Regions from separate parts of the Mus musculus genome. Here region 1 is linked to region 2. A link is a loop called in an ENCODE intact Hi-C map of the cell type or tissue named here. Cell type or tissue: heart. All regions are shown on one strand. Links, peaks and the distances in the headings refer to the core of each region. The heading gives the core; the rest is flanking DNA. Region 1 has its middle 2.9 kb from the start of Gm32276. Region 2 overlaps Lrrc8c (leucine rich repeat containing 8 family, member C).

Region 1 (5,379 bases), core at 278-5,277, 62 kb after region 2:
CATACACATGAACAGGCTCACATGGATGCATGCACACATGCACACGCACATGCATGCACACACACATGCATACACACATGCACAGGCACACACACATACACTCACACAGGCACACACACATACACTCACACATGCACACACACATAAACTGACACACATGCATGCACACATACACATGCACATAAACATGAACAGGCACACATGCATGCACACACATACATATACACACACTCACACATGCACATACACATGAACAGGCACACACACATATACTCACACATGTACACACACATGAACAGGCATACATGCATGCACACACAGGCACACACACACACATGCAAAAATAAACAGACCTTAGTAAAGGCTCAGCTGGGATGCACCAAGGGAATTATCCCCCGTAGAATCTGTCCTATCCCAATTCCAACAATGTTAATATCAAAGCTAACATGTATCCAGTATTTGCTGTGTGCCAAGCACACTTCCAGCATTAAAAATCCCTAACTCATAGCAATCATCAATGCTGATCCTAATATCATTATCCCTAGTTCCGATATGAAAAGACAGCTCAGAACCATGTACAGGATTTCTCAACTTGACTTTCAAATGAGCCTTAACCAGCCTCCAGCCCAGCTCTCCATATAGACCTAACTTCTCCTTCATCGGCTGTGTCTTCAAGTAAGTTAGCAAGAGAAAAACAAAATGAGTTAATTCCATTCCACAATATTGACATGGGGCCTTCAAACTGAGACCCAAGGACTCGAGGTGAATCCTCCATTTTCATAAGTAGGTGAAGCTCGGACAGACATGTAGACGTGTAGCTCTGTGGTTGTGGTTGGACAACAAAGGAGTGAATGTAACAGATTGACTGGGGAACCTAGCAAGTGAGATCCAGATCATCAAGGCCTCTGTGCAGTGCCTTCCCCCTAGGTTCAAAGCAAGATCCCTTCTGAAATAGAGGTCTTCTAGTTCCCCCTAGGTTCAAAGCAAGATCCCTTCTGAAATAGAGGTCTTCTGGTCTTATGTCTGCTGCACTTCAACAGACACAGGAGGGCAGGGATCGTGTCTATGGTCAGTTCCAAGACAAAGAGGCAGGAACTGGCACGTTAGGGCATTGTTTCTCAGCCTGGTGTTGACTTTTATGGGAAGGGGTCTCAGGTCTACTTATATAATTCACCTTTTTCTATTTCAGTTTTTGAGAAAATGTCACTGAGGCTTCCCTCTGACAACGTAGCTGAAGATGGTCTTGACCTCTTGATCATCCTTGCTCCCACCTGCAGAGTGATGTGAATCCCACAGTGAATTCAGGGTTTGCCCTTACTAGGCGAGCAGTGTCTCAGTGGAGGCATCTCCGACCCCCTTGCAGAAGAGGAGTTCTAGTTTCTGAGGTTTACCTTGAGGGAGAGAGGGAGCAGGAGACAGTGCTACTGGGGTTGTGAGGTCCTGGAGTCCCTGGGTCCTGGCAGCACTCATCACACTGGGCCTCCCATTCTCCATAGGACAATCAGATTGGTGATAGAGGAAAGCAGACCGGGTGTGGGGATTCACTCAGTGTAGCCACACTGGGAAGAGATCCAGCCACTCCCCATCCATCTTTGGAGTTCTGGCTTGAGGTTTTAAATAGAGGACAAGAGGTGTGGGTAACTTGGCAGTCCCGGGAAGACACGCTCTCACTCGGCATCGTTGTCTGTGCTCCAGGATCTCCCACAAGGCGGTCCACATGTTGCCACAACTGCGTGAAATCCCTTTCTCAGGAATAAGCTCCACCTCTGGCCACAACAACAGCTCTGTTCTCTTGTTCCCACGATGAGATACTTAGACAAATTCCACTTCTCGGGAAACATTGTTTCAATAGTCCATTAGCCAGAGGGAGGGGAACAAGTATCTCTTCAGATCATTATCCTGCCAGGTTGGTTACGGGAGGGCCAGAGGTAAGGTACATACATGGAAGACCTCACATTAGAGCATCACCTTCCAGTCCCCCACACCAACCTGCTTAGTTTGAGGTCAGAGGGTCAGAGCCTGGCTATGCCTTACCAGCCTTCAGCATCCCAGCCATTTAGGGTGGCTCTCGTAGACACCCAGGGCTAACTGAGCTCCAGGCTGGAAGTAAAGAGAAACCTCTTGATTTATTTTTGTTTGTTTTAAAAGAATTATTTATTTTATGTATGTGAGTGCACTGTAGCTGTCTTTAGACACACCAGAAAGAGACATCTGATCCCATTACAGATGGCAGTCCCAGATGTGAGCCACCATGTGGTTGCTGGGAATTGAACTCAGGACCTCTGGAAGAGCAGCCATTGTGCTTAACCACTAAGCCACCTCTCCCTCCCCTCTAGAACCCTCTTGAAATCGCGATTTAAGGGGAATGTAATGGTGCCCACTGGGGTGTGCCATCCCAACATTCGGGAGATGGATGCAGGAGTGTCTGAAGTTTAAGGTTATCCTCTGCTAATAGTGATGTCAAGGCCAATTTGGCTAGAAGAGACTTCGTTGAACAAGAAAAATGAAAGGGGACAGTAGAAAGGAAGAAAAGGAAGGAGAGAAGGAGGATGGGGCAGAAGAAAAAATAAATCTGGATTCGACACTACCAACTGAAGATCCGAGAGAGTGGACATACGATTGATTGGTGCAAATGACTCTACCAAGTCTAGGCATTTATTCTTTGCAGCTTTGAGATTCTAACCCAGGGCCTCAGCAATCTACCACTGAGGTGCGTTTCTAGGCCAGAAAATGCACTTTTGAACCAAAGCTTTGTATTTAAGGACGACTGATCAGCCCAACTTGGCAGCCGATCCTTACCCTGAGAATTAGAGATGCAAGCAATAACTTGCTTGCTAAATGAAAGCGGAGCTTGATTCCGAGGAAGAGAACCTGTCACGGAAAGCAAATCACAAGCTGATTAAACACCAGTAAACACGGGGCCAGATGCCTCAGCAAGCCACAGGGTTCCTAAGGAAGAAAGCGATCAGAGAGGGTGCAGGAGCCTCTGAGCACAGACAGGTCTACCAAGGGCAACCTTTGCAGCCCAGCTCTGCCACCACTCGGAAGCAGGAAGAGATTTGCTCTCCTGGTGAACAGGAAGCTCCCCACAGCCACAGCAGCACAGCCCCTCCCACTCCCACCCCGTGAGCCTGGAGGGGTTCAACAGCCAAGCCCAGATGGCAGCAGCTAAAGGGGCACTTGTTATTGCAACACAGGAAGTACTGGCAACTGCTGTTTACACGGCTTTTGGTTGTATTCAATGTGGAAGTTCTACAGTCCCTCTCAAAAGGGCAAGGACTTGAGAACCAGGCCTCTCGTCCCTGCAGCTGCAGAAAGAATCTATGCAAATCCCCATAGGAGCTGCCACCCCCAAGTGGCGGCTGGGACCAGTGTCTACAGGGAGAAGCCCTGACACATACCAACTCGCAATGGTCTAGAGCTTGTAGCTCTGCAGTTAGTCTGTGAAGCCTGGGAGAAGGGCTGAGTGGTGGAGTTGGGAAAACTGGGGCCTCTCTGTGCTTACCAAGCAGGAGTCCCTCAGGCTGGTGGTGAGCTAGGATGGTAGAGAGTCCTCACCACTGCAGGGATGGACTGTGGCAGCACATCCGCAACTCTAGCTCCTGAGATGGACACAAAGGGATCGGCAGTTCAGCATCATCTTAAACCACAGATGGAAGCCAGTCTGGGGTGTGCAGTGAGACCCCCATCTCAAAAAGAAAAGGGGGGAGGACTTGTAGGGAGGAAACATGGCCGACTTTAGCATTGGCTTGGGGAATGACTTCAGCAAAGAATAGACAATAGACACTGTTCATGGGTGTGATCATTTCTATAGCCCTGAGCCCCACCCCCAGGCTTCTGTGATCCTCAAGTTGAGCAGCTGTGGGCTCTCTCACTCTAAGCACAGGATGTACATTGGAGGCTGCCAGCTGCTGGGTTAGCTCTGCAGTCCTTCACCGCGTCACCTCTGGCTTCCAGCCCTCAGGCCCTAAGTGATCGCTTCACCAAGTGTGAACTGTTGGTAGGGACAGAGCAGACCACAAGCCCCTCTTTGCATTTACATGGGGGCGTCCTAGTGTAGGTGGCTAGGGATGGTGGACAGGAGAGGAGGGAAGACAGTATCACATAAGAACAATAGTGGAGGGCAGGGGAGGAAGCCTTCTCTGGGCTGGGGTGAAGTCACTTCCTTAGCCAGAGCTGACTGAGAATATCACTGCTTTCCTAGTAAGGAAACACCGGAAGTCGGAAGATGATAAACGCGAAACTCGCTACGTCATAGACACCATTCTGTCTTCGTCAACAGAGAAATTTATAACAAGCAGAAATGTATTGGTTCACGGTTCTGATGGCCCAGAAATCCAAATTGAAAAGGGTCAGTACCCGTGAGGGGCATTTCACTGCAGGACAGCATGGCCGCAAAGCACCATGGCACAGAAGGCCAAGATCTGAGGAAGTCAGCCTCAGTGGGAGGAACTCACTGCTATAGTAACTTGGGTGCTGGAAGTCAGGCACCATAGCATATGCAATCGAAGCTCACAGGAGACTAGGAAGAAAGATAAAGGTCAGCCCTAGGCTGCATAGCAAATAGGATCTAATAAATAAATAAGTAAATAAATAAATAAATAAATAAATAAATAAATAAATAAAGCAAACCTCTTTTAAAGACATAAAGGGAAACCTTTATCTACTAGCCTGCCTTAAGTCTTCCCAACACTCTTGTGTAGAAGATTAAGTGTCCAGAACACACTTTTTGGAGACCAATCTATGTATACAAACACACTGTCACTCTCTTCAGGCACATCAGAGAGCATCAGATCCCATTACAGATAGTTGTGAGTCACCATGTGGTTGCTAGGAATTGAACTCAGGACCTCTGGAAGAGCAGTCAGTACTCTTAACTACTGGGCCATCTCTCCAGCCCTTGGAGAACATATACCACAGCATATTCTTTTTTTTGGGGGGGGGTGGTTTTTCGAGACAGGGTTTCTCTGTGTAGTCCTGGCTGTCCTGGAACTCACTCTGTAGACCAGGCTGGCCTCTAACTCAGAAATCTGCCTGCCTCTGCCTCCCAACTGCTGGGATTAAAGGCGTGCACCACCATGCCTGGCTACCACAGCATATTCTTAACTAACCACTGCAACTGACTGTAAGGTGGATACAATTCTCCTTCCACAAGCTGGGTCTTGTGATTGCCCCAGCGGTAAAGAACTCTTAGAGACTGTACAGAATTGAGCAGTGTGCAGAGGCACATCTCTAGTGCTTAGGAAGTGGAGGCAGGAGGGTCAAGAGTGCACAGTCATCTTCAGCCACATATGGAGAACAAAAGCTAGTAGAGCCTTCGTGAGATCTTGACCCTGTCTCAAAAAAAAAAAAAAAAGAAAGAAAGAAAGAAAGAAAGAA
Region 2 (5,379 bases), core at 182-5,181:
AAGAGCCTCTGGCTGATTGAATGCTAAAACTGAGAGAAAAAGCAACGGCATTGCCCCTTAGGTTTTTAGACCTAGCGTGTGCGGCTTAACCACCCAGATATTGTGATATTGAGTGCTTAGGTAGCAGGGAACACTGACACCAGAAGGAAGGACATAATGGGTCTAGTAAAGGACACACCCTTGAATGACTGGGGCAGGACCCCTCTTAGCTGGAAGCATCTCCTACCAGAAAAGAGCAATGAAGTTTTTGTTTGGAAGGGGCATTAAAAGATGAGTCTTTGTAGCTTAGTTTCCCCATGGTATAGAAGGAGATGTGTCTGCAGAGAGACATGTTTGTGGACAACAGGATATGGTACCAAAGGAAGTAGTGTCATTCGGGCTTTAAGAAAGAGGACAGATTTAACAATGGCCAGTAGATGAAGGTGCTTGGGTCAGCAGGAAGACTGCATGTCTCCTCTTGAGTATGTAGAGCTCTGACACAGGGCAGGAAGTCCCCAACAATTCCATATTCCAGGGCTGGGCAGACTGCAGAAAAGAGGGCAAGGGAGGCCTGGGAAATCAGGGAGAAGTAGATTTAACTTATTTCCACCCCAGTGTCTGCAATGCAGCTGCAGATTAGCTCATTGGGCAGAATGCTGGTCTAGCCTGCACAAAGCTGTGGGTTCCATCCCCAGCACCCCTAAACCAGGCATACAGGTACACAATTCTCACCCGAGTGCTTGAGGAGTAGAAGCAGAAGGATCAGAAATTCAAGGTCAATCAAAGTTATGTAACAAGTACAAGGGCAGCTTGGGCTGAAGGAGAACCTTTCTCAATAAAAAAAAATAAAATTATCCTGTCTAATGGGCGTGACTCGGGAGAGGTGTCTGAAGTGATGGAGGAGGGGGACAGAATGCCAAGCACACATTAAGCCTCCTTGTTGTTACATCATTAGAGTCACTGTGTCTGCAGTACACCCTGTCTCTGTGGTATAGAAGCTTCTGGAGGACCCTCAGGACCACCCACCCTGCTTTCATGATTCACTGATATCAGATAGTCTGACCACCCTCAACCTCTCCTACATGCTGTTCCACCTTTACAGCCCTTGAGAAGGAATCCGATGCCAGCGGTCTAGACACAGAAAGTGTAGTCCAAGATGCTACAATTCCGAGAAGTGAGAACATTGTATCAAGTCACCAAGCCTGCAGGGCTCTGAACACATACTGGACAGTGGGTCCAGTTCACAGGCATCTGCATGACAACAATGGTCAGGCACCGTGTGGGGCGCTAGACATGGAATGGAACGTGCATCACAGCCCCAAACCCCAGTGTCGGGAGTCTGGAGAGCTTGAGAAGCAAATGCTGTTTTGGGGTGGCGCCTTACTGTCTCATGAGAATATTCACAGCGGTGCTGGCATCTCAGTCACTGGAAGTTAGGAACCTGAAGAGAAGATGAGCAAGGGAATTCGCAAACAATGGGGATGGAAATAAATACCAACATAAGCAGAAGACAGTCTGAACATTTGACAAGCCCTCCCAGGACCCACAGTGACAGGCTTGGAGGCCATTTGAGGGCAGAGTCAGGAAGAGTCTGAATCCTGTTTGGGGCACCCAGTAGAAGAGTTCCCTTAGTTAGAATGCTAAGTTCACTGCCGTAGAGTATCATGTAAGGAGACAACATGTGCTAGAATCCACATGGACTTTCATTACTTCCCAGAATGAGCCTGAAGCAAGACAAATCCTGTTTTTCAGATACGGATTTAGAAGGATAGACGTTGGGACAGCTTGTCCTAAAGCTAAGGGGTGCGTACAGGCAGCAACAGACCAGCTAACCCCCCTTCTCTAGCCTAGTGGTCCTTAACCTCCCTAATGCTGCGACCCAGTTCCTGATGTTGTGGGAACCTATGCAATTCCCAACCATGAAATTATCTCCTTGCTACTTAATAACTGTAATTTGCAACTGTTATGAATCATAATGTAAATATGTGATATGTGACTCTTCAAAGGGACCACAGCCAACAGGTTGAGAACCGTTGCTGTAGCCTCTGCCTCTCACCCCACACACTGCTGTAGACTATAGGGGCAAAGGGTGCACATACACAGACTTTAGTGTATAAAACTATATTAAAAACAAGTGCAGAGAGATAATGGGGGATATAAGGGTAGTGGGGGGATATGAAGCCACAGAGTGTCAACCATACAGATTCAGTTTATCTAAAGCTGCTCACTGTTGCCTGCTACAAGATAATAGCGTCTCCATTAAAGAAACAAGGGAGGAAAAAACTGCTATAAATGATTAAAGGACAATTTAAACACACTGCAGTGGACATACTGTTCCTTGAGAAAGGAGTTTAAGCTCCTGCTTGGGCTCTGCTGTGGAAACCCTCTGAAGCTGGCCTAGTGACTGACAGCTCCTGAGATACAAAGAACCCTCTGTGAAGCTCACATTCCTTTCCCATCACCGCAGCAATATTAAAACTACTAAAGTATGCTTTATGCCTTGATATTCCTCTTTGTAAAGGAGAGTGCAGTCATGCTTAGGCCTTAGTTACCAAGCAAGTTCATTCCTAGGTTTGAAAACCCTAGCAGAAAAAAACTACAGTAACCGGGCCACTGATCGGTGATAGATCGCTAACCCAGCAGCCTAAGTACCTTGAAAACCACCTTCTCTGTGGCCAGTCACGCTTGCTTGTCTATCACTACAATGTACCGTTCATAAGGTACAACACAGTGCAGCTTTGAAATCACTGGGGGGAAGTCATTATCTATAAAAGGGGGATTGGTTAGGCTCTTACCCCAAAATGCAAAAGTTAGAACCAACTTTCTGGTCTTACTCATCCGACAAATATTTATTCATCTCTAAGCAAGTGGCTACTTCAAAACTACCATGGCAGGAAAGAAAAAAAAAAAAACCTATGTGTAAAGAGCATTCCTTACGTGACACAGGCCACAGAAGAAACAAGAATCAATTCTTCATAAGCCAAGAGAGCCTCGGAGTGTGCATATCCTATTCCCGGACAGCTACTCACCCTCAAGGACCCACAGAGTAAACACCCAGCCTTGTGCTATAAACAGCGCTATTCAAAAACTCAGCATACTCTATAAAACAGACCGAATCCTGAAAGGTCAACACGCCACTTCCTGGAAAAATCAGATTGTTTTAGATTTCTGCTCAGTGACTCCAGGTTATCTTATTATAACCAAATCCACAACAGCCTACAGGCAGCCTGCTACAAATATAGAGTGAGCAGTTAAGAACCAGAAACAGGAACTTGGGAGGGGGGGGGATGCAAGGTCCCTGGAAGCCCTGGGGACCTGCCCTGTGATTGTTACAAAGGAAAAATATTTCCTGCTTTCTGAGTGGGGTGGGAGCCACAAGAGAATTATTTCAATGATTTATAAAAAATGTCTTGGTGGGTTTAGTCCAAGCACTGAGGTAAACTGGCCAACAAGTTCACTTATTAACTTACATAGCTGAAGACATCTTGGTTTCTGGTGCCCATGGAAAATTGTCTCTACTTCCCTGTGGAGCCATGGCAAATGGCTTTGGGTGAGAATGCTCACAGGCAGCACACCGAGAGTCCAGGCAGAAAAAAATCATAAATTCTGGAGTGATTTCAGAGGCTTCATTGGCATGGACGACTCTAGATTTCGCTTATACTATAGGAGGAGCCCAGAAGTCCTTACAGGGCCTTAGTTTAAAGTGAAATTCAATATTCTGGGGAAATAGTGGAGGTACCAGTGAACAGGTTGAAAATAAGACCTCGTTGGACGTGGCTCGGTGGTGGCTCAGGCTAGAATCACACTTTAGGAGCTAAGGCAGGTAGTACCATTAACTCGATACTAGCCTAGACTACATCCATAGCAGCCTGGGTTGCTGAGACCCTCTCACCAAGAAAAAACAAACAAAGGCTTCGTCTAACATATAAAGTTCCTCTGTACCTGCTGCATCTGTGTTACCATGGTAACCTGGGGACTTGAGGAGTGTCAAGTAAAAATCATTTCAGCTGTGAAATTAGTACTGCAAGCTGGTCTCTCATCTGCAGCGGCAGTGGGGAACTCTGAGGGTAACATGACTTCAGAGTCCCACTGCACCTTGATAGAGAGAGCTTTCTGAGGTTGGACCCTTGTGTCATCGGGCTTTATTCAAGTGTCCTCTTGCCTAGGACTTTGCTTCTCTTGTTCTGTCACGGTGACGATTTAAAGCGCAGTGCGTTCCTGACACCAAAAATAATGTGTGAGTCACCTTCTGCCCCTCTCTCCTGAGTTTGGGCAGGAATTGGGGGCTATCCCGACCCTCTGATGCATCCACTGCTGATCAGTGAGAGGAGACACCACCCTTTCACTCACTGTTATGGATCGATACGCTTTGTCGTGTTTCTACTCAACTTCTTTCCCCTCACATCACAAAGTACTGACAGAACACTGTGCTTTATCTCCACGTGAGAGCAAGGAGATCCATCACATGTTTAGTCTCTACTGCTGTGGACGTGTGTGTAAATCCTTCCAAACTTATATTTAAAGGTCTGGATCAGCTGGGTGTGGCGGTGCACGCGTGTCAGTCCAGCACTCGGGAGACAGAGATGGGAGGACTGGTAAAACCTGCAAGCTAGCCTGGGCTACCTAGTGAGGGATGGATAGCAAAATAAAAGGAGGATTGGAGGCGAGGGGGTTGTTTGCTACAGTGCAGGAGGAGAGGGGGTTGTTTGCTATAGCACGGGAGGAGGTGCCCTTTTTATTTCTTTCTCCTCAAGGTGGTGACTGAGATCTCTGTCTTCTCACATCAGATCCGTTCTTCCTCATCACCGTGACCGTGTTCCTCCATGTTTTCTATCTCCCAACTCTCCCACCCCAAAACTCTAGTGACTCTTGTATCCATTCCTCTCAGGAGTCAGAGGTCCTGCAGTGCCGAGGCTAAAGCTAAACAGCACCTTAGTTGACAGCTTGGAATTGTCTTGCTTGTGTCTGAAGTGTTTCGTGTCCTACAATGCATGAGGCTGCTGCTACTTCCTCCTTAACATTCTTAGCTGAAACCATATATTTTATTATATGCATTTTATAATTCCCATCCTTTTGGAATACCTAGCATTCATATGTGATGTGATACATGGCATTGCATGGTCCCAGACGGACTAAGAATAACACTCAGGCTCCTGTTCTCTGTCAAACACTGGAGAGTGGTGTAAAGACAATTCATCCATCATCCTTAGGGCCAGGGTCTCACTGCACATAATCAAGCATAGGAGTCAGGCGTGGCTGTGCAGGTCTGTAATCCCAGCGCTGAGAAAACTGAGACAAGGGATGAGAAGTTCAAGAGCAGCCTTGGCCACCGAGACTGCCAGGGCCAACCTGGACTAGATGAGAACTTGTCTCAAACTAGATAAATGAATGTATTGCTTA

Evidence for each region. Hi-C counts contacts between places; a loop is a spot of excess contacts. Peaks named below come from ENCODE experiments on the same cell type or tissue, not always from the same donor. Only the 100,000 strongest peaks of a DNase experiment are listed, where the experiment ranks them.
Region 1: a loop joins it to region 2, with 4 times the contacts of the local background. A loop is called at or near these places in 8 of 42 quality-filtered maps.

What each region holds. Positions count from the first base shown.
Region 1 is chr5:105,645,730-105,651,108 of GRCm38, forward strand. No RefSeq gene overlaps it. Among named protein-coding and RNA genes, the nearest start is that of Gm32276, 2.9 kb to the right of the region's middle. In heart, for the core only: a CTCF peak has its summit at 3,349 (motif pointing left); DNase peaks (open chromatin) are centred at 3,132 and 3,892; H3K27ac peaks cover 1,780 bases.
Region 2 is chr5:105,583,721-105,589,099 of GRCm38, forward strand. All of the region lies in intron 3 of Lrrc8c (leucine rich repeat containing 8 family, member C), which reads left to right. Among named protein-coding and RNA genes, the nearest start is that of Gm32230, 57 kb to the right of the region's middle. In heart, for the core only: no CTCF peak of the experiment used is centred there; a DNase peak (open chromatin) is centred at 3,171; H3K27ac peaks cover 2,216 bases.